5 separate regions of the Homo sapiens genome follow, and regions 1, 3, 4 and 5 are each linked to region 2. Evidence: chromatin contacts called from ENCODE Hi-C or POLR2A ChIA-PET data. All regions are on one chromosome and are shown on one strand. Each heading gives the region's core, a stretch centred on a gene start or an enhancer-like site at or near the end of the contact. The rest is flanking DNA. Distances are from core to core; before and after follow the strand shown. Region 1 holds the start of RUBCN (rubicon autophagy regulator). Region 2 holds the start of RNF168 (ring finger protein 168). Region 3 holds the start of RPL35A (ribosomal protein L35a). Region 4 holds the start of BDH1 (3-hydroxybutyrate dehydrogenase 1). Region 5 holds the start of ACAP2 (ArfGAP with coiled-coil, ankyrin repeat and PH domains 2).

Region 1 (4,579 bases), core at 1,029-3,528, 1.2 Mb after region 2:
AATTCCTGGCATGTGGTAAATAGCATTTGTTACATACATTAAAAAAATAACTAACCCAGCCTCCCTCACATGAAGTGGTAGAGGGAAATCAAAACAATCCTAAAACGTGTTTAGAATTTACATGGGACCTTTCACACGAAGCACGTCACAGACATCTGCAGGAAGAATAAATAGTCAAATAGGCAAAGCAGAAACTGAAACATGGAAAAGGGAAGTAAGATGTTCAGTTTCACTTAGCACAAATCATTCTCAGATCTCAGGCAGGAGCCCCAAAGTCCTGTCAGTCCAGGTTTTGTTCAACAGGCCACTTTGCACATAAAAGTAGAGTCACCCTTAAAAATAGCAAGTCTTCACCCAGGAACATCTCATAAATCTTCCCTTGTTGATATTTTCTCAGAGGTAAATATTCTGCTTCTAGTTTTTGGATCCCAGCTGCTCCTGAGACCATCATTATATCTGAAACTGTTTCTAAATGTCAAGTGAGGTCAGGCCTGGTGGCTCACACCTGTTAATTCCAGCACTTTGGGAGGCCGACGTGGCGGGGGAGAATTGCTTGAGCCCAGGAGTTAGAGACCAGCCTGGGCAATATGGTGAGACCCTGTCTCTACAAAAAAGTTTTTTAAAGTAGCCAGATGTGGTAGCTGGCACCTATATCCCCAGCTACTTGGGAAGCTGAGCTAGTATAATCGCTTGAGCCCAAGAGTTGGAGGCTGCAGTGAGCCGTGTTCACGGCACTGCGCTCAGCCTGGGGGACAGGGTGAGGCTGTGTCTCAAAAAATAAAATAAAAATAAAATAATAAATGTCAAGTATGACTCCCTTAAGCCACATTCCTGCTCTCGCCTGTCAGCATTCCAGCCTCTTTAAAAAAGATTAAGACCAGAGTTATTAATGAAGCAAACCCTAAATATGGAAGGCATCTCTACAGACTCCGATTCATCATTTAGTCAAAGTAGTTCGGGGTTTCTTTGGCTTTTTGTTTTTTGAAGACAGGGTCTTCCTCTGTCACCCAGGCTGGAGTGTAGTGGTGCGATCTCGGCTCAATGCAGCCTCGACTTATTGGACTCAAGTGATCCTCTCGCCTCAGCCTCCCGAGTAGCTGGCACCACAGGTGAGCACCACCACGCCGAGCTAATTTTTGTATTTTTGTAGAGACGGGGATCTCCCTAGGTTACCCAGGCTGGTCTCAAACTCCTGGACTCAAGCGACCCGCCTCAGCCTCCCCCAAGGTGCTGGAATTACAGGTGTGAGGCACCGCACCCGGTCCAAAGTAGTTTTTATATTTTAAATCCCCCAATTTCTAGAAGATATGAGCTTTCTGACATGGTTCCATATAAATAAATGTGAACTTGCTTAGTTTGCATTGTGAGGAAAAAGGGACAGGTTTGAAGACGAAAAGGAAATGGCACAGAGGTCCTGCCACTCTCTGACAGGGATTCGGCAATGACAAAGTGCAGAGTTTCTGGTCTCATTAGCAGTCCCCGCCCCACCGCACTGCCATGACACTCGCTCACTTTCTCCCCAGGCTCTCCTCGCCTTCATCCCCATGCTCATCTCTGCCTAAGCTTCTTCCGAGGCCACTCATAACGCTTCACCTCTGCTCCCAGGAATTCTCACATCCTCTTCGCGTTGGCCCCACTTGCTGTCACGGCAAGTTTCAGTCCGGGTGGTGCCCTGCCCCTGTCTATAGACTCTGGCCTGTAAAACCTCACTGCACCCCTCTGGCCTCTTCGCCCAGTCTCTCAGCTGCCACCTCCTCTCCAGCAGTCTTGGATCTGAGCTTCACCCTCCTCTGCTGCCCTTGCCCTCCGCAAATCCCACCCACCCTCCTCACCCTAAGCCGGTTCCTTCGTCCCATCCCCGCCCCGCCCGTCCTTCCTCTGCGAAATGCTTCCCAAACAAGTCCTCCGCAGCCGTCGTCCTCAAGACTCGTCGCGCCCGGCCCTTCTCTCCGTGACCCCGCGCCCTCCCAAGCCTCCCGGGGCTCCGGCGCCTGTCGCTGCCCCGACTCCGCGGCGGCTCCCAGCCCACCTGCTCTCCTCAGGCAGGCGCTCCTCGCCGCCTCCGAGCTCCATTCCCGCGCCCTCCGGCCGCATCCGGGGCGGTGAGGCCGCCTCTTCGCCCAAGAGAGGCGTCCCTGCCGCTTCGCCCTTCAGGGCTCCCGGGGCCCCCTGGGGCCGGAGGAGGCACCTGCGGCCGGTGGGCTCCGGGTGATGCGCTACACCCGGGCGGCGACAGCGGGAGGGACCGCCGCCTGGGCTGCGGCTTCTATCCCGGCCACCCCCACTTCCGGCTCCGGGGACTACAGCCCCCGGCGAGCACTCCGAGGCTAGGCCGCTCCCGCAGGACGCGTCCTCCAATCCCAGGCCGCGCTCGCAGACCGCGCCCCTCCAACGGCAGGCCGCTCCCGCAAGCCGCGCCCTCCAATCCCAGGCCGCTCCCGCAGGCCGCGCCCTCCAATCCCAGGCCGCGCTCGTGGATTACTACGCACCCGGTGGTTGGCTGGGCCGGCTTGCAAGCGGCGGGGGACCTTGGTCTCAGGAATCCGTGCCGGGGCGTATCCTTATTCACCCCCGTGACATTACACGCTGGGGACCGAACTCAGTCCGAGATGTAGACTAGGCAATAACGCTAATCTAATCCCGGTACGATTAACCCCACTCAGCCCGCCCTGGCTTAATGTCCGCTGGTGGTGTTTGGAGACCTCGAGCATTTAAATGAAGCGCTCACAAACAAGAGCACAGGTTGCTTTGGGATCATAAAAGAGCAGGAGAGAAAGGCTTCTGGGGGCTCTCGGAAGATGGATGTCAACGCAGAGTTTTCAAGGCTGAGTACGGGTTAGCCAGGAGAAAGAAGAGAAGGTGGAGAGAGCAACACGGCAGATACAAGGAAGGAAGTGCTGGCTTGGGAACTGCAGGTGCTGGGTAGCCAGAGCTGGGAAGGAGTGAGCAGCAGCATGGTGTGGGCATTCTGGTGTGGGGAAACCAGATCATGAAATGCCATTTTAAGGAGTTTGGATTTTATCCTGAAAACAATCAGCAAATCAAGCATATGCAAATCAAGAAGTGATTTGATCGAATCTGATGAGAAAGCCACTTTTGACAATGTGGACAGGAGATGGGGCAGATATAATACTATATTGAGGTAACGGTGGAAGGCTAGATAGGAGACTGGTCATCCTTATGGGGGATAACCAAGTAATGCTAAGAAGTGAAGCGAACCAGTTGAAAGAAACGTGGGCCTAGGGTTGCCAGATACTCTGGTTTCTCTTTTTTCTTTTTCAAAGACGGGGTCTCTCTCTGTCGCCCAGGCTGGGGTGCAGTGGCGCAATCATAGCTCCCTGCAGCCTGGAACTCCTGGGCTCAAGCAGTCCTCCTTCCTCAGCCTCCTGAATAGCTGGGACTACAGGTGCGAGCCACCACACCTAGCTATGATATTTTGATTTTTTAAAAGAAGCTAGGATCTGCATTTTTAAGCACTACTTCCAAATTTTTAAACGTTGGCAACAAATTTTTTAAACTTTCAACTTTGCACAGGCCAAACACAGCTTGTCTGTAGGCTGAAGGTGGCCCTTGAGTTGCTAGTTTGCAAACCCAGGCTTAAACTACAGCAGCGGTTGAAGAGAACAAGGAGGCTCAGATTACAGCAATGTGAAGGCAACAGAATCAGCACTACTCTATAAAGGACTGACTGTGGCAAGTGAGGGAGAAAGAGCGATCAAGAATAACTCCGTGAAAAACTAATGACTCTATATTAAAATAATATATGGCTTTTAGGTATTTTCAAACTTGACAAAAGTGTTTTGGCAATTAAAAATGAAATGAAAGAGCCTCTTGAAGCCATTTATGATTTCATTTAGGTTAAAAAAATACTCTCTTTCAAACTTTCTCATTTTCCTACTAAACGATTATACTTCTTTAAGAAAGGGGCAATATTACTCATTGGGATTTCTCTTCCTTCTGTGACTTTCTTCTCTTTTGGAGACGCAGTCTTGCTCTGTCACCCAGGCTGGGGTGCAGTAGCGCTGCCACAGTTCACTGCAGCCTCAACCTCCTCAAGCGGATCCTCTCACCTCAGCTTCCCAAGTAGCTGGGACCACAGGCAGTGCCACTATGCCCAGCTAATTTGTTTTTTTTTTTTTAATTTTTGGTAGAGACAGGGTCTCACTGTGCTGCCTAAGCTGGTCTCAAATTCCTGGGCTCAAGCAGTCCTCCTGCCTCAGTCACCCAAAAAGTATTGGGATTACAGGCATGAGGCACCATACCTGGCCTTACTTCTAGTTCTATAAATGTATGAACTTTATTTTTTGGCATACAGTATAATCCCAAATTAACACTATATTATTTATTTATTTATTTTTGAGACAGAGTTTCACTCTTGTTGGCTAGACTGGAGTGCAATGGCGCGATCGGGTTCAAGCGATTCTCCTGCCTCAGCCTCCTGAGCAGCTGGGATTACAGGCATCCGCCACCACGCCCGGCTAATTTTGTATTTTTTAGTAGGGACAAGGTTTCTCCATGTTGGTCAGGCCGGTCTTGAACTCCCGACCTCAGGTGATCCGCCGGCTTCGGCCTCCCAAAG
Region 2 (4,184 bases), core at 1,003-3,502:
GATTCATAGAGACAGAAAGTGGAATAGAAGGTGCCGAGGCTGGGGGGAAAGGTGAAATGGGGAGTCAGTGCCTCACGGTTAGAGTTTATCTGGGGTGATGAAAAGTTCTGGAAACAGTGGTGATGGTTACATTGTGAATGTAATTAATGCTATTGAATTGTACTTAAAAATGGTTAAAATGTCAGTTTGTTATATACATTTTGGACAATATTTTAAAAATAACGCAATATACCAAAAACCATTAAATTGCACACTTTTAAACATTTTACTGAATTTATGTTACCCAGACCGGCCTCAACTCCTGGGTTCAAGAGATCCTCCCACCTCCGCCTCCCAAAGCGCTGGGATTACAGCTGTGAGCCATCGCTCCCGGCCAACCGCACACTTTTAGTAGGTGAATTGTATGGTCTGCGAGCATTTGAATAAAGCTTTTTCTTTTAACTATTGTTTAAAAATGTTTAAAATGGCATTTTTTTACAATAAAATAAACGTATGTTTAAAAGGCAGGTACACATATAACTGTGACCAAAAAAAATTAGAAAAAAAAAAAAAAAAAAAAAAAAAAAGACCTGTCCACGAGAGAACGGAGACACCATATCCTAAGCCCAGACAGGAACCACCGCCCGGCTTATTGCTCACATTAGTGGAGGAAAGAGTCAAGGGTTCAGTTTGGGGCTCCTGAGTCTACCGGGTGCAGGGTTGAGTGATAAAAAAGCGACTTTAGCCTCGTCGCATGATTAGGAGAATCAAGAATTAAATGAATGGAGATGTATAGATAAGTAAATCAGAGGCCGGGCGCGGTGGCTCAAGCCTGTAATCCCAGCATTTTGGCAGGCCGAGGCGGGCGGATCCCTTGAGGTCAGGAGTTTGAGATCAGCCTGGCCAACATGGTGAAATCCCGTCTCTACTAAAAAACAGAAAAATTCCCCGGGCGTGATGGTGCACGCGTGTAACCCCAGCTACTCGGGAGGCTGAGGCAGGAGAATCGCTTGAAACCGGGAGGCGGAGGTTGCAGGGAGCCGAGATCGCGCCACTGCACTCCAGCCTGGAGGACGGAGCGAGATCCTGTCTCAAAAAAAAAAAAAAGAAGGCTCCAGACGGGCAATTCTTTAATTTTTAACACAACAAACACCCATCGAACACAGCGCGGGCATTTTGACAATGGACAAAATCTTGCCCTTGACTTTATAATCCATCGACATTTGGGGACCCATAAACCCCCTAACCTCTGAGAACTATTTAGACAAATACTAGTCGGGTTTTTTGGTTTGTTTTTACTTTTTAAATGGAAAAGTGATGATTCACCTTTTCAAAGACTTGCGGCTTTTGGCCAACAAACACGCCATGGTTTACTCACCCACTTCCTCTGATTCTTGGCCAGACGCTCTAAGCTTGCACTCCCTGGGATAGTGTTTTTGAATTATCGTCCACAGTTCCACGTTGACGAGAGAATTTCTTCGGGTATGGTACCGAGTCCACGACGATACCCGGCGGCGACAGAAGGGACAGCATAAACTCGCCTTTTCGACGGTCGACTGGAAGCACGGTTTACACAGCGTGTGGTTACACGGGAGGGTGACGGGCTCCACGAGGATTTCCATGCAGATCCCGCACTGGCACTCGGACAGCGAGGGGATGGCGTCTTTGGGTAGAGCCATTTCAATATGTTAGTAAAGCCGACTAAACAACGACACCTGCACGAAAAAGAATCCTATTTTCGGCCAACCACAGAGAGAGCAAAAGCAGTTTTGTGTTTCAGTATTATGCCCAGAAGCGTATCAGAATTCGGAGAACAGGAGCATCCAACACGTCTTGAAGCAAAAAGGCGCTCTCAGGGTCAGGCAAACAGGAATACCCCGGAGGGCGGCGTCTTTGTCCATTTTCAAGGCAAACGTCCCGCCAGCAAATAAATGCAGGTTTTCGTCGGAGGAGCCTGGCTGCTCCGCGGCATGAACACCGCGGCTGCGGCTCCCGGGGCAGCGAGGGGAACGCGCCAAGTCCTCTCCTCCCCTCACCCGGAAAGGATGCTCCGCTCAGCTCGGGGCAGCCGGGCCCCGGGACGCGGCTCCGGGAGGAAGCCCGGGCTCCGGCTGCAGCATAACTTCCGCTTTACCGCTGCTGCGGGGGAGACGCGCGACTCCCGTGTTCACCTTTCGGGCGCCTGGCGCAGTTTCCCAGAGCTCCGCGCCCCCGTCCCTCCTACGCAGCCAGAAACCCTATTCGTTGCGGCAGCGCAGCAGCCACCGGACAAGCGCTAGCAACGTCACAACCGCCCGCCAAAATCGCACTTCCCACCCAGAAAACTGCCCAAGGGCGAACGTTCCCGGGGCGGGACTTCCGGGGTCTGCGCGCCGCCCGCCCTCCCTCCCAGCCGGAGACGGTCCCGCCCTGGCGTCGCAGCCCCGCCTAGTGCAGCCTGGGTGGAGCCTGACCTTTCCCTGAGATTTCTGCGAGGCCTCAGACACCCCTGGTTTCTTGGTTTCTGGGTAGAAAAAGGGAAACCTCAAAACAAAATCAACAGCCAAACAAGGCCGGGTGCGGTGGCTCACGCCTGTAATCCCAGCACTTCGGGAGGCCGAGGCGGGCGGATCACCTGAGGTCAGGAGTTCAAGACCAGCCTGGCCAACATGGTGAAACCCCCGTCCTTACTAAAAATACAAAAATTAGCTGGGCATTGTGACAAGCTCCTGCAATTCCAGCTACTCAGGAGGCTGAGACAGGAGAATCGCTAAACCTGGGAGGCAGAGGCTGCAGTGAGCCGAGATTGTGCCACTGCACTCCAGCCTGGGGGACAGAGCAAAATTCCACCTCAAAAAATACAAATAAATAAATAGATAAAAGAATTGGGGTCTCACTGTTTTATCCAGGCTGGACTACAACTCCAGGGTTCCAGGGATTCTTTCGCCTCAGCCTCTGGAGTAGCTGGGTCTAGAGCTTGCAACTCCATAGCCAGCTCCGGACCTGCATTTTTTGAGGGAATCAATCAGTGTGAAGGAAGAGAAAAGAAAATCACTGTGCGTGAAAGCAGCCTTTAAGTTGTTTTGAGGCTGCTGAGAGCATTCAGGCTGGGTAGGGGATGGTTTCCAGGTTGAGAACAACGAGGAGACATCGGTCGTTGGTAGAAGTCTTTGGGAACTTTCATTTCAATGTGGGTTCAGAAACCTGTTATTGTCTGTGATAGCTCACACCTGTAGTCCCAGCACTTTGGAAGGCCAAGGCGGGAAGATCAGTGGAGCCCAGGAGTTCAGGTCCAGCCTGGGCAACATAGTGAGACCCTGTCTCTACAAAAAATAAAAAAATTAACTCGGTGTGCTGGCTCACACTTATACTCTCAGCTACTCTGGTGGCTGAGGTGGGAGGATCACTTGAGCCCAGGAGGTCAAGGCTGCAGTGAACAGTGATCGTACCACTGCACCCCAGCCTGGGTGACAGGGCAAGACCCTGTCTCAAAAAAAAGAAAAAAAAAAGAAACCTGGGACTGTCATCTGGTTGTCTACAGTAACAGTACCTTAGCTTGGAATTTCAGGCTTGTTTTTTGTTCGTTTGTTTGTTTTTTTGAGATGGCTCCTCATTCTGTTGCCCAGGTTGGAGTGCAGTGGTTTGATCTCAGCTTACTGCAACCTCCACCTCCTGGGTTCAAGCGATTCTCATGCCTCAGCCTCCCGAGTAGCTGCAATTACAGGCGCGTGCCTTGTAATACCACGTGCATTGTAATACCACGCCTGGCAAATTTTTGTATTCTTAGTAGAGATGGGGTTTCACCATGTTGGCCATGCTGGTCTCGAACTCCTGACCTCAGGTGATCCACCGGCCTTGGCCTTCCAAAGTGCTGGGATTACAGGCGTGAGCCACTGCACCTGGCCTTCAGGCTTCCTAATATGTCCACAACCTGCTTTTCCCATCGAATCTCCCATTATTCTTTTAAACATGCAACTATGATTTATTCTCTGTCATCCAAACGTTTTGCTTTCATGACATTGCTTTCTCGGTTCATCCTAAATGGGTTGCTTTGTGGCTGTGCCTACTTCAAACACCAATTTAATGCAGTTGGGCCAGGCACGGTGGCTCATGCCTGTAATCCCAGCACTTTGGGAGGCCAAGGAGGGCGGATCACAAGGTCAGGAGTTCGAGACCAGCCTGACCAACATGTTGAAACTCAGTCTCTACTAAAAATACAAAAATTA
Region 3 (4,562 bases), core at 1,789-4,288, 1.4 Mb after region 2:
GTTGTTGCTGTGTTTGTTTGTTTCCTTGTTTTCTTTTTTGCTTGAACTACTCCAACAACCTCTAAATTGGAAGTGATCTTTTAATTTTTAAATTTTTTTTTTCTGATATCCTGACAGAAGGTTCAGGAAGTGAGCTTTTTAAAATGAAAGGGTGATCTTTTAAAATGGAAAATCTCATCATGTCCTTCCCTAGAACCCTTCAATGGTTTCCCGTTGCCTTAGGACAAAGAAGAAAATTCTTGACTTGGTCCACAAGGTCTGTATGATCTGGGCCCCTCTGTTCCTCTCTAGACCCAACTACAACTGCACTTTCCTTGCTCTCTGGGCTCCAGCCACAGTGGGCTTCTTTCAGTTCTTCTCTGGACTCATGCTCCCTTGCAACTCAGGGTCTTTGCACCTGCTATTCCTTCCAGTGGAGCCACTCTTCCCTCACCTTTTCACCGTGTAAAGTCCCACTGACCCATCACCAGCTTAAGACAGTGTCATTTTTCTAGGTGAAATCTCTAACATTTTCTGTGCTCTGAGAGATGGACCCGTATGGAGTATATCCAGGGGAGATTCCAGAAAGAGATTCAGTGTAGAGAAGTGAGATCAGACATTTATTCTCCCTGCTCCTTCTCTGCCAGAATATAATTGGTTGGTTATGTTCCTCTATCAAAGGTCATGGCTCCTGTCAGGCAATTCTCTCCAAACGTCTCTCTCTGGGCTTAGGTAACTATTTCTTTCCTAGGTCCCGGGAGACTCCATCATCCCTTGTAGTTTCACTCCTGCTTTACCTTTTTTTTTTTTTTTTTTTTTTTTGAGACGGTCTCACTCTGTCACCAAGGCTGGAGTGCAGTGGCAGGATCTCAGCTCACTGAAACCTCCCCCTACCAGGTTGAAGCGATTCTTGTACCTCAGCCTCCCAAGTAGCTGGGATGACAGGCACACACCAACACCCCTGGCTGATTTTTGTATTTTTAGTAGAGACAGGGTTTCACTATGTTGGCCAGGCTGGTCTCAAACTCCTGACCTCAAGTGATCCACCCACCTCAGCCTCCCAAAGTGCTGGGATGACAGGCGTGAGCCACTGCGCCCGGCCCATACTTTGTTTTAAAAAGTATTCTTATCATGCTCTACTAATGGTCATCACCTGCAGTTTGAAAAATGCCTTAACTGACACTTGTCCAAGTGATCCTTTCGCTGACTCGTCAGGCCAGATCAGGCTTCTGGGCACTCATGCCACTACTTTCCCGCAGAGCTGTGTTCACAATTTGTTACGTTAGTGTCAGTTTCCCCCCACTAGACAACTGTTCCATGAAAGCAGCAACATGACAACGATGCTCACAGTTGTATCAGGTGCTAAGTCTCAGTGCTCAATAAGTATTTGTGGAACGAATAATACACGAGCAAACGAATGAAACTCACACTTAATGTGTTATTCCTCCCAGGAGGACTTCCATATAGAACTTTGACAAATCAATATCTAATAGTGAAATTTCTAGCACATTTCTTTCTGGGACAGGGAACACTGGGTGGGGTAGTAGGCTACAAGGTACAAGTTCTATCCTGTTGTATTTAAGAGAGGATCTGATTTTAAAAGTGACTTATATACATCTATTTCATACAACTTCGGAGTCATACTTTACTCTCTCTCATTCCTCATCCACCAGCAAATCTTGCCAGAATTTAAATATATTCAGAATTCCAGTACTCAATATCCTCTGTTTACACACCATCACCTCTCATCATAGTCACTACAGGAACCTATAATTATCTTCCTGCTGATACCCTTGCCTCCCTTCACTTTCAACACAGTGACTTTGTCAATATAGAAGTCAGATAGAGTCACCCTTCTGTTCAGGACCCTTAAATAGTTCCCATCTCAAAGCAGGGGAAGCCTCTTTTACATACTTCCCATCTCAAAGTGGGGAAAGCCTCTTTTACAGTGGCCTCTCTGCTTAATTTTCTTCACAGAAATTATCATCTTCTAACGTGTCATCTATTTTTACTTGCTCATTGTGTTGCTCCGCCTCGTAGGATATAAGCTCCACGAGGGCATAGATTTGTTTACTGCCGTGTCATCTTACACAAACCTTGGTACAGGGTAGTCATTCATTAAACTATGTGTTAAATAAATGAATGAATCCATAGGATAACCCAAATAAATATGCAATAATTCGGAAATGTGAATCTCTGGCGTCCACTAATCCACCTCTACAAGTATCTACGGAGGACCTACTAGGTGCGGACACGAGGCAGCTAAACGAGTTCTCCTAAAAGGGCGATAAAGCCTCCTGCAGGCAGTCCTCCTCATACCTCGGATCCAAAAAGAAGAATGGAGGTAAGAACTTAAGTCATTTCATTCATTTTTTTTTTCTTTTGTAGAGGTTGGGGGAGGTGGTCTCACTATGTTGCCCAGGCTGGTCTCGAACTCCTGGCCTCAAGCGATCCTCCCGCCTCGGCTTCCCAAAGAGCTGGGTTTACAGGCGTGAGCCACTGTGCCCAGTCTCATTTCTTGAAAGAGATAAATAAGTAGAGGGGAGAAAAGAAGTATAGAAAAAGAAAAAAGAGAAGGAAGAGGTCCTGCTGCCTTCGTGCTCCCGGCCTTTCTCTTCCATGCTAGATTAGGATCCCAGAATTTCCGTTCTGTCTATTGCTGTGTGTATCGAGAGAAAAGCACCCCACTGTTGGCAAATCAATCTTACAGTCAATCATTCTTTAGGCAGCGGGAACATCCTCCACTCAGGGTTCGCCTTTCCACCTACGGCGTCCGGGGACGCAGGAAGTAAACTAAGTTGTTTCTATGGCAACGCACAGCTTTGGCGGATTTAGCTGGCTACCATTTTGCCTTCCCTTGTTCCCAAGTAGTACATTTTGCAGCCTACCAAGATGAAAGGACTTAGGAAAATAATTGTAAGAGTGCTATTGAATGTGGCTTATTTCAGTGCGAAGCCGATTTCCGAGGATTGTTTTTCTGGCGTTTGGAGAAGATGCCTAAATTGAGGGCGGAGTCGAAAGATGTTTAATCCCACAAGGCCACGCGGCGGGGCCTCGTCCTTCTCTTACCGCCATCTTGGCTCCTGTGGAGGTGAGTGAAGGGTCTGCTGCTGAAATTTGGGGGCAAATAACCGGAGTAGGTTTGTTCCTGTGCCTTGGCGAGTCGCCGGTGCGTATCGGAGTCTCTGCCAGCCATTGATTTCTACGGGTTTCAAGAAGAGGGAGAACAGGATGGAGGAGATGTTGGGCTGATGGTGTTTGGTCCCCTGACACCCGGAGAACGGCTGCCCGGGTTATCCCAGTTAAATTCCTGGGCCTGAACGGAGTGAAACGATGTTTTTGTTCGTGTGCAGTTGTCCATGAGGCAGTGCTTCCTTCATCCGTTTCCTCCCAGTCCATACCTTCCTTGGCTTGTCTGACCAGTCTCTTTCCTCAGCTTTTCTCCCCCAGCCATTGCATAAAAGTCTTACGTGTGTGTTTCTCTTTAAGGCTTCATTTCTTTTCCTGAGTGTTGCCTACTGATAACGGCATGCATTTTCTCAGGCTTTTCTGAGAGTCATTTTTGTGACTCCTGTCCCTTAGTTTTGTCTTCATTCTGAAGTTTGCTTAGATACCAGCTGTTCTCTGAGGTTTGAATGTCTTGCCGGACCCTGCGTTTCATATGGATGTTCTGGCATTGTTGTCCCCGAACTCCTACATGAAACTCCCATCCAAAAGGAATTTGCTTTAGGGGCTTAAACGAGAGGGGACGAGGTGGGAAACTTGTGTGGCTTGGTTTTAAACTAATCTTTTTGTTTGTTTTAAGGCCTGCTGGGAACGGGACTTCTAAAAGGAACTATGTCTGGAAGGTACGCGTTTTAAATATAGTTCTTTATTTTTGTGTGTTAGACGTGAACGTAAATGCGAGCTTAAAATTGGCAAGAAAAAACTTAGATGTTTGCTCTGAGTAACTTTTGGGTGGGGGTGATTACAAGTCAGATTGGTTTTTTGAAGCTTATGTTTCATGTTGTGTATCTTTTGTGTCTTAGGCTGTGGTCCAAGGCCATTTTTGCTGGCTATAAGCGGGGTCTCCGGAACCAAAGGGAGCACACAGCTCTTCTTAAAATTGAAGGTGTTTACGCCCGAGATGAAACAGAATTCTATTTGGGCAAGAGATGCGCTTATGTATATAAAGCAAAGAAGTAAGTTTATGACACTGGTAGGTTTTGGGTTTTTGAGATCTGCCTCATTTTCTTTTTTATATAACGGAGTCTTGCTCTGTTGCCGAGGCTGGAATGCAGTGACTTGGTCTCCCTCACCGAAACCTCCGCCTCCCGGGTTCAAGCAAGTGTCCTGTCTCAGCCTCCCGAGTAGCTGGGATTACAGGCGCCGGCCACCACGCCCGGCTAGTTTTTGTATTATTAGTAGAGACAGGGTATTGCCATGTTGGCCAGGCTGGTCCCAAACTCCTGACCTTAGGTGATCCGCCCACCTCGGCCTCCCAAAGTGCTGAGATTACAGGCTTGAGCCACCGCGCCTGGCCTCATTATCCTATTGAAATAATAAACAAAAGATTTAGCTGAAGTACTTGGTATTGTTTTTTT
Region 4 (4,216 bases), core at 657-3,156, 1.1 Mb after region 2:
ACCGTTTGCTACACCATCCCTCAACAAGCCCTGTACTTTCCAATTTTCGAGCCTTGCTCATCCTATACCAAACTGACTGCATCTGACCAAGTCCTAGCTGGTTCAGATAACTCTCCCGAGCAGCCTTTTCTAATCCCCTAATTCAAAAATCTTTCGCCCAATCTCCTCCCTTCTGTGCCTCTGTAACTGCACCTACCTAGCCAGGGTCGTATTCGAGGGATTTCTGTTTATAAACATTCACAAGCCCCCATCCTACCACCAATCCCCACCCGGACTGTGAGCACCCTACAGACAAGACCCAAATGTTGAATCACTCTCTTCTTGCTCCTCCGAATATTTATTGTGTGACGCCTGACAGGAAGTAGAGGCTCTGTAAATGTGTATTGAGTGAATATGAAAGCTTCACAAATTTCAAGGGTCAGCTTCCTTGGCGGCCAGGGATATATACGCCCTATGCAGAGCCCGGCTCCAACGCCTCTTGTAGAAAGAAGGACACTGACCAGGACATTTGCAGCGTCACAAAAGATCCTGTCAGCGCGAGGCCTGCAGGCGGCCCTCCATAGTGAAATATGTGCTTCTGCAACCCCTCAAAGTAGGAACTGCAGGGTGACTCTGCATCAGCTGACTACAGGCAGATTTCCAGGCTGACTGGCTGGAAAAGAAAAAAAAAAAACGCGGAGTTCGACGCCGCGCGCAGCACCAAACACTTCCCCAGAAGGGCGCAGCCTGGAGGCGGCCGCGCGCAGGACGCACGCCCAAGGCGCCTGGGCCGCTAGGGACCGACCGGAGCGCTCAAACCCACAGGGTATCTATCAGGCGCGCGTCAGCACGTAAGCAGAGCGCGAGAACGCCCGAGACGGCGGCGCAGCCAATCCCAGAGCAGCGCTCCCCAACGGCCGGCCGGAGGGCGGGGAGAGAGGGGGGCTCGGCCAGAGCCACGCTTCCCATTGGTTGAGACAGCACCGCCCAGCCAAAGCCCCCTTGTCCTCGCGCGGGTGCGCCGCCTGGACTCCCACCCTGGCCAGTCCCGGGCCCACCACCACTCTGGCATCCCCAGCCTGTCCCCGCGGCTCCTCCTCCTTCCCCGGCCCTGTGGCCTGCCTGCTGTCCAGCATTCTTCCCCAGGGCGCTGTGGCGCGGAGGGAGGACTCCCCAAACCCCGGGAACAGAGCCTTGCGGAGGACCCCGGAGGAGGAGGAGGAGGAGGGACGCGGACGGGACTGGGAGATTCGGTCGGGAAGGGGACAGGGCCTAGAGCCCGGGGCTAGAAGGCAGGACACCTGGCTTCGGTCTGGGCTCGGCCTTTGACTACGACGTGACCTTGAGGACGGTTCCTTCCCTTCGTGGGGCCTGGGTCCCCTTCAGTAAGATGCGCCGGCAGGAAACGATGAGTCGTTTCACCTGGGAGCTGCAGGGCCGCGTGTTTAACCCAGGGCCTCCTCCTGCCTGGCACATTATTCCGAATAATAAATGCCAGATCATGCTGCTGGAGACGCCGGCAGAAAAGCCGAGAGGGAGACTCCCTGGGGTCTGGGCGCGATCGGCCATCCTACCCTTACCCCGCTGCGGCCGCAGGGCTCGGCCTGTAGGGCGCGAGCCCCCCTTCCCCACCCGTATCCCGGCTTCGGAGCTAAAGGAACACGTGAGGCCGAACCAAACCGAGTAGAGGGCGCCAGGGAATCCCGCCCGAGCTGCAGAGACGCGGACCCCTCCTCTTACCCAAAACCAAATGGGCAGGGGGCTCCGCTGCAGAGGGCTCGCCGAGGCTCTCGCCTTCACCCGGCGCCGCGCAGGTGCCCGCTCTCCTGCGGGGAGAGCCGAGGGGGGGCGCTGCCGCAGGGTCTTTCTGGAAGCCCCTCCACCAGCACTCCTGCGGCCTGCGGCCTCCGCCACCCGGACGCTTCTACACGCGAAGCGCGCGCTGGGGCTACGCTGGGCGGGGCTCACGGCGGCGTGGCTGTCGGGGGGCCGCCGAGCCGCCTCCTCCGCGCTGGGTGCCCGGCTGGCGCTCCTCCCGCCCAAGGTGCCCTGATCGCTAGGCTCCCGGTGCGGCCGTCTCGCCCCTAAGCCGGGCGCCAGATCCCCCGCCGCCTTCTCGCTCCCCGACCGCTGGGCGGGGGCGAGGGCCAGGGAGATGGAGCCAGGTGCGGAAAGGGTTGCAGCCTCGCGGGCTGAGGCCGGAGGGTGAAGGCGCCGCTCCTTGAAGTGAGGAAAACTCCGGTGAGGAAGAGGCTCTTTCCAGGTCCTGTGCGTGTTGCTGTCTTTAGAGCTCATTAGGGTTGGTTGGTTTTTAAATTTCTTTTGATCAGATGAATTTATTTAAAGGCCGGGGGCGGTGGCTCACGCCTGTAATTCCAGCACTTTGGGAGGCTGAGGCAGGTGGATCACTTGGGGTCAGGAGTTCGAGACCAGCCTGGCCAACATGGTGAAAACCAGTCTCTACTAAAAATACAAAAGTTAGCAGGGCGCGGTGGCGCACGCCTGTAATCCCAGCTACTCGGGAGGCTGAGGCAGGAGAATCGCTTGAACCCAGGAGGCGGAGGTTCCAGTGAGCCGAGATTGCACCATTGCACTCTAGCCTGGGCGACAGAGTGCTCCGTCTCACAAAAACAAAAAAATTAAAGATTTGCTTCTCAGGGTCTTTAAAAATAAATTAAGAATAGCAGTTTCCCAGAGTTTTAATAATAGAACAACGGAGGGCCATCGGCCACAGATAAGGGTTTCCTCCCAACCCCACCCCACTGCGCTATCGCCCTGCGCCAGCACACCTCAGTTTCCAGGATGAGAAACAGGCTGAGGAGAGAAGACACCAGGACACATTAGTGGCGAAGCTACGCGAAAGGAAAATAAACCTTGGGGCCCCCAAATCACTAGGCTAAAGGGGAAAGTCAAGCTGGGAACGGCTTAGGGCCAACCTGCCCCCATTCTACTCAAAATCACCCCCTGCTCACTGAGATAAATGCATATCTGATTCCCCCTTTGGAGAGGCTCATCAGAAACTCGAAAGAATGCGACCATTTGTCTCTCATCTACCTATAACCTGGGGGCTCCCTCCTTGCTTCGAGTTGTCCCACCTTTCCAGACTGAGCCAATGTTCATCTTACATATGTTGATTGATGTCTCATGTCTCCCTAAAATGTATAAAACCGAGCTGTGTCCCAACCACCTTAGGCACATGTCAGGACTTCCTGAGGCCATTTCACTTGCGTGCATTCTTAACTTTGGGAAAATAAACTTCCTAAATTGATCTGGCTCAGATTTTGGGGGTTCACAACTATGTTTAGGTAAAGTACAGAGAAGGAATGAATAGAATGAAGAGAATGAATGAAACTTGCAAATACAGGAAGATGAAAACAGGAGGAGGGAAGTACTGGCATGATGAAGATTTAAAGAAAACTGTAGACCGGGTGCGGTGGCTCACGCCTATAATCCCAGCACTGTAGGAGGCTGAGGCGGGTGGATCACTTTAGGCCAGGAGTTTGAGACCAGCCTGGCCAATGTGGTGAAACCCTGCCCTTCGTAGTGGATGCTTGTAATCCCAGCTAGGTGGGAGGCTGAGGCAGAAGAATTGCTTAAGCCTGGGAGGCAGAGGTTGCAGTGAGCTGAGATGGTGCCACTGCATTCCAGCCTGGGCAACAGTGGGAGACTGTCTCAAAAAACAAACAAACAAATAAAACTGTTGGCTCTGTCTGTCCATTCTGTGAGCTTCTGGAGAGCTAAGGCTATCTCCTTTATCCCCAGCTCCTGGCACATACAGCCTTGAAGACTGGGAGAATCAGGAAGGGAGGATGCACTTAGTTTTCTGTTCCCGTTTCACAGATAGACTCAAGCCTGGATTTGCTCCAGTGACGGTGTTTCAGAACATTAGGCATATAGTACCACAGGGTTAAAAATAAATCACTATACTAAAATTACGCCTTGAGGATTATGCTTTGCTAGAAAAGTAGTTAAAGGAAGAATTCTTCTTTACCCCAAGGGAAAAAACATAGATCCTGACTCTGAGAATTAAACTGAATTGTAGTCCTATTTGCATAAGACAGAAAAGGACATTTGACCTTTCTGAGGTTGTATTACACATCTGGCCTTACATCTTCCCAGCCCAGCTTTGCTGTGACAACCAGGTATGAACAGGTGTAACCTGAGAGCACCTTGCCTCAGCTGCACCTGGTATTCTGCGTCTCTGGCACTGCAACCTGGGACCCTTGCAGGAATCCGC
Region 5 (4,182 bases), core at 1,613-4,112, 1.1 Mb before region 2:
GACCTTTAAGCTGATTTTAAACTGGTATTTAAAAAACCAAAAAGGGAACCCAAAATTATACAACGAAATGTGCCCTCCAATCCAAAACAAAAAAAAAATGTTCACTGGGATGTAAAAGTAACCATTGACTATTCAAATTACAAAAGACAATGTTGCAAATGCAACATCCTTCTCCCTATTTCAACCAGTCCCCTTGTATTCTCCTCATTGATTTAACAGGAAAATAGATGTTTAAAGCTTGAACAGTGGTGAAATTTTCATCAGCAAGATGTGCCTTTTGCATTAATTCTACAGCACCAAGACAGTTATGTGCACACACTAGACTTAAATGCCACAAGATTCATTTATGAATAAAGACACGTATTAATTTAAAGACAGCCCAATAGATCAGGACACAAGTGCAGCTGCCTTACTACCAAAAAACAAGCCCAGGCCTCACAAGCTTTTTATTTTGATACAAGTTTCACTATCACTCAACATACACAATACTCTCAAAAGTAAAGCTCTTCTTATACATACAACATGTGAATGAAGACTTCTCAAATATTCTTTTCAAATGCTATACAGATCCTCATAGTAATAGGATTATGGAAAAACTATAAAAAATTAAGAATATGAATAATGAAACTTCTATTTCTCGGCAGTCTTCCCTCTATTGCAAATCTAATTTGTCCCCAAAATGTATATAAGATGTTGAAGTTATTGAAATTTTGGCATCTCTTCCCAATTTGCAGCTAACAATAATTGGAATATGGGAAACAACTCCTGAAAACCTGTAATATTTTAATTAACATAGAATTTATGTTACAATCAAGTTTAACAAAAGTTCACTATAATATTCCCTACAACTTAATCAGTATGTTGCCCTCTTATTTTATATTCAATGATTTCTTTATTTCAAAAACAAAGACATCACATGGTTTGTGACCAACCCCAGTAGCTAGAAGTATTTCCAAATCACTTCTCTCAACTTAAAAAAAAAAAAAAATTAATGTGAAACAAAGGGAGTTCAAAGCTACATCTTCTAAGGGAAAAATGCTGTGATTATTTCACTTAAAAATAAATAGCTGAGTCATAGTAACAAAATTTCACAAAAAGCTGAACTTTCTAAGGTGCACTTTAAAAATTACTCCACTTGCCATGCTGTCCTGGAAACCAACCTGCACGCCTGTCCTAGGAAATCTATTTGTGTCTCTTGAGTCCTTCAATAATGCAGAACATAAAAGTTTCAAAAATGAATCGCAACAACAGCTATCAAAGGAAGTGGGTTTTTTTAAATAATAGCCCTAGGCTCCAATAAAATTAATACCCAAAAATCATCAAAGGGCAAACGCAAAAAGCGTTCTTAAATTTTCTCTAAGTAGCAGTTCCTTAGTTTTACAATTCTTTTCTTTTTCGCTGAAAGGAGAATAAGAAATCCAATTAACAGTGTTAAGGATGAGAACAGTTAGTTCCCAGGCAGAGGATGCAATTTACAATCCAGGCTTGGCCCAGACATTAGCGGGCACACACACGCCAGTGCTCAGAGGAAGCTTCAAGAAATGTCACTATCTAACGGAAGTGTTAAGGCCTTATATTTGTAAGGACTATGACCAGCCCTGTAAATAAATACACTGTAAAACGCAACCTAGAAAAACTCCATTGTCCAAAACAACTCAAGACTTTCCTACTATCCTCAAAACAGAAAGAACCTGTGTCCTGGACGGCCTCAGGACGACCGCCTCTCACATAGAAAGAAGGGCAACCCATGTGAATCGGAGTGCCCCCATGTCAACTCTGTGACAGATCCACTGGGAGCATCCGACTGTGATCCGGGCCCTCCTGGGCAGAGGCTGCTGGAAGAGGAACACACAGGCAATCTTCACGGCCCTCCTACTTCCGTTCTCAAAACAGAAATGCACTTTTCTGCTAGTCCTCCGCCCTCAGCCCGGTACCTCTCGACAGCTGTGCCCCCTTCAACGAGCTTAAGTGGAAAGAAAAGCAGGTAGTCACCAACTAGGGTCCACGGAATGCGGTTGATCACAGCGCTTCCCCCCGCGATTCCCGCACGCATCCACCGCGGGCGCCCTCCGGAGAGTCGCTCTGGCCGGGGGCACCGCGAAGCAGAAGTCGGCGTCCCAGTTCGCCCCCTACTCTCTCCTCCCCGGGGAAGGGGGGCAGAAAAGCGCAAAGAGGAACTAAATGAACTGCAAGAGGATGCCCTGAAAGCTCCCTCAAAGAGGGGGTGGGGAGGGGGTGGAAACCAAGAAGGGGCGGAAGGAAGGGGGAAGGAAGAGCAGCCAGAGGAGGAAGGGGGCGAGAGCGAGCGCCCGCGAAGGGGACGGGACTTCGGGAGCGCGGCTGCACCCCATTTCCCCCAGCGGGAGAGGGTGCGCCGGCCTTCGGGGCGCTCCGCCCCGGCAGAGGGCAAGGAAAGAAATGAGAGGCGACGTCCCCGTCCCCGCCACTTCGTCGCCCCTCGGGAGGGCTCGGTGGGGACTGCAGTGCCCTCGCAGGGTGGGAAACGGCGGCAACAGCCGCTCGCCCCGTCGGAAGGAGCGGACGGCGGGGCCTCCTCCGGGTGCGCGGGCCCGGCTTTCACGCCCCCAGCGCCGGGAAGGCAGCTCCGCGGTGACGCCGGGCGGCCGTGCCGGTTACCTGAAGCGGGGCGAGTCCTTCAGACACTCCTCGAAATCCACAGTCATCTTCATCCTGCCTCCGCCTCGCAGGCGGCGCTGGCAAAGCCGAGGGGGCCGCGGGAGCGGCCGCGCTGGGACGCAGACGGCTACGGCGGGCGCACGGCCGCGACTAGCGTTGCGCGGAGCTGCGAAGGGCGCCTCGCCCGCTGGTCATAGCAGCCGCGAAGACGGCGACGACTAGTCAGGCCCCAGTCCCGCCCCTCTTCCTCCCGCCCCAAGTAGAGCGCTGGCCGCAGGGAAACGGCCGGGGAGTGACAGCAGCGGCCAGCCAGCCACGAACCTGGCGGCCAAGGGGCGGGGCATCCGGCAGCACCGCCTGCGGGCGCCCGGGCAACGGGTCTGAGCGACGGCAACCCGAGCCAATGAGCAGCGCGACCGTGGGCACCTCCTTGCCACAACCGCCCCCGAGGGCCAACCGGGATGCGCGGGCGTCGCTAGGCGGGACGCACCGGTTGCTGGGAGGCCGGCAGCTGAGGTTCCTTGGGAAGGAAGTCACGTGGCTGCGGCCGCGCTTCCCTCCGAGCCCCCGCCTCTTCTCCTGCTCCCCGAGCCCCGCCCTGCTGAGCTGCCAGCCCAGAGGAGCAGTCTCCTGCAGGTCTGAGGAAGGAAATTTGCTTTTCAAAGCAGATTGGCAGAAATCTGAAGAGGTTAGAGGCAGAAATTATAAAAGGAAGAGATAGGCTAAGCCACCTATTCCTTTCAGTTTAGAGAAACTGAGGCCAGAAGAGGAGCGAGGATAACTTTAGTGATAAAATCCATCTTTCATGTATTTGTTCCATAGCTTCATAATCTGGAAATTGCTCCCATGTACATCTTCTCATATAGCCAGAGACCACTTCCTGAAGGAGCTGCCGTTTGGGTTGGACATAGAAAGATTTAGGCAGGTATGGGAGGTAGGGTGCTTCGTGTGGAGGAACTCCTCTCAAAACTGCCGAAAGCATTCCCCCTCACTGACACTTTGCTCCTGGTGGTTTTCACTGTTCTGCCATGGTGGGGTTCTGAAGACCAGGCTCATCGTACTCACCTTGCAACACCTGCCCCTCTAATCCACACTTTTTCTAGAAGCACTTTAAGATACTTATCATCTGATCCTCACGGCAGGTATTTACCATACTCCTTCATTTTAAGATGCCATTGATTGTAAAAAGTACAAAGATGTCTTATATGTAATGAGTAATTTTTAAGCCAACCTAAAAAACACGGGCGTATCTATAAAAATGAATATACAGGGTGTTCTAACAGCATAGTGGCTCTGAGTGAGAATCTGGAGGCAAACTTCCTGGATTTAGGTCCCAGCTTTCTCACTTTAAAATGAACATAACACACAGATCTGATGAAGTTGTCCGGTTAACACAGTGCCACATATCGATCATTCAGTAAATGTTGGCTATTTTAATTGTACCATTTGCCTCTTCAGTACTATAATCAAAGGGCTTAAGTCTAAGTTCTCTCACTTTCACTGTCTGAAGTTTTTGTTTGTCTCAAAAACAATCAAACAATTTCG

Evidence for each region. A loop is a pair of places that touch in the nucleus more often than their neighbours do. ChIA-PET counts read pairs that join two places held with the same protein, here RNA polymerase II (POLR2A). Pooled maps may share reads with other maps.
Region 1: a map of naive thymus-derived CD4-positive, alpha-beta T cell shows a loop between it and region 2 (32-fold over the local background). The contact joins the promoter of RUBCN here to the promoter of RNF168 in region 2. A Hi-C loop is called at or near these places in 1 of 168 maps with a recorded cell type or tissue (naive thymus-derived CD4-positive, alpha-beta T cell), 1 of 37 single-sample maps with no recorded cell type and 7 of 50 pooled maps.
Region 3: a pooled map shows a loop between it and region 2 (8-fold over the local background). The contact joins the promoter of RPL35A here to the promoter of RNF168 in region 2. A Hi-C loop is called at or near these places in 1 of 168 maps with a recorded cell type or tissue (sciatic nerve) and 9 of 50 pooled maps. POLR2A ChIA-PET finds 5 or more read pairs at or near these places in 1 of 52 experiments (PC-9).
Region 4: a loop to region 2 is called in a map of ascending aorta, with 18 times the contacts of the local background. The contact joins the promoter of BDH1 here to the promoter of RNF168 in region 2. A Hi-C loop is called at or near these places in 1 of 168 maps with a recorded cell type or tissue (ascending aorta), 1 of 37 single-sample maps with no recorded cell type and 9 of 50 pooled maps.
Region 5: a map with no recorded cell type shows a loop between it and region 2 (15-fold over the local background). The contact joins the promoter of ACAP2 here to the promoter of RNF168 in region 2. A Hi-C loop is called at or near these places in 2 of 37 single-sample maps with no recorded cell type and 9 of 50 pooled maps.

The regions. Positions count from the first base shown.
Region 1 is chr3:197,734,626-197,739,204 of GRCh38, forward strand. It overlaps RUBCN (rubicon autophagy regulator), which reads right to left and starts at 2,279. Exons shown (of 20, transcript NM_014687.4): 1 at 2,030-2,279. The coding sequence starts at 2,094. RefSeq lists enhancers at 577-626, 1,557-2,404 and a silencer at 1,993-2,542.
Region 2 is chr3:196,501,516-196,505,699 of GRCh38, forward strand. RNF168 (ring finger protein 168) reads right to left here and starts at 2,253. Exons shown (of 6, transcript NM_152617.4): 1 at 1,358-2,253. The coding sequence starts at 1,658. LOC105374306 (a long non-coding RNA gene) reads right to left here and starts at 537. Exons shown (of 2, transcript XR_924896.3): 1 at 1-537. LOC105374307 (a long non-coding RNA gene) reads left to right here and starts at 3,837. Exons shown (of 3, transcript XR_924897.3): 1 at 3,837-4,184. RefSeq lists enhancers at 363-1,047, 1,048-1,731, 1,383-1,452, 1,493-1,582 and a silencer at 2,203-2,502.
Region 3 is chr3:197,947,152-197,951,713 of GRCh38, forward strand. RPL35A (ribosomal protein L35a) reads left to right here and starts at 3,039. Exons shown (of 5, transcript NM_000996.4): 1 at 3,039-3,070; 2 at 3,785-3,827; 3 at 4,008-4,160. The coding sequence starts at 3,817. All of the region lies in intron 2 of DRC9 (dynein regulatory complex subunit 9), which reads right to left. RefSeq lists enhancers at 2,442-2,661, 2,741-3,523, 4,307-4,562.
Region 4 is chr3:197,554,062-197,558,277 of GRCh38, forward strand. It overlaps BDH1 (3-hydroxybutyrate dehydrogenase 1), which reads right to left and starts at 1,907. Exons shown (of 8, transcript NM_203314.3): 1 at 1,720-1,907; 2 at 501-652.
Region 5 is chr3:195,440,158-195,444,339 of GRCh38, forward strand. It overlaps ACAP2 (ArfGAP with coiled-coil, ankyrin repeat and PH domains 2), which reads right to left and starts at 2,863. Exons shown (of 23, transcript NM_012287.6): 1 at 2,638-2,863. The coding sequence starts at 2,690. RefSeq lists enhancers at 1,778-1,867, 2,407-2,906 and silencers at 2,318-2,367, 2,388-2,607, 2,728-3,227.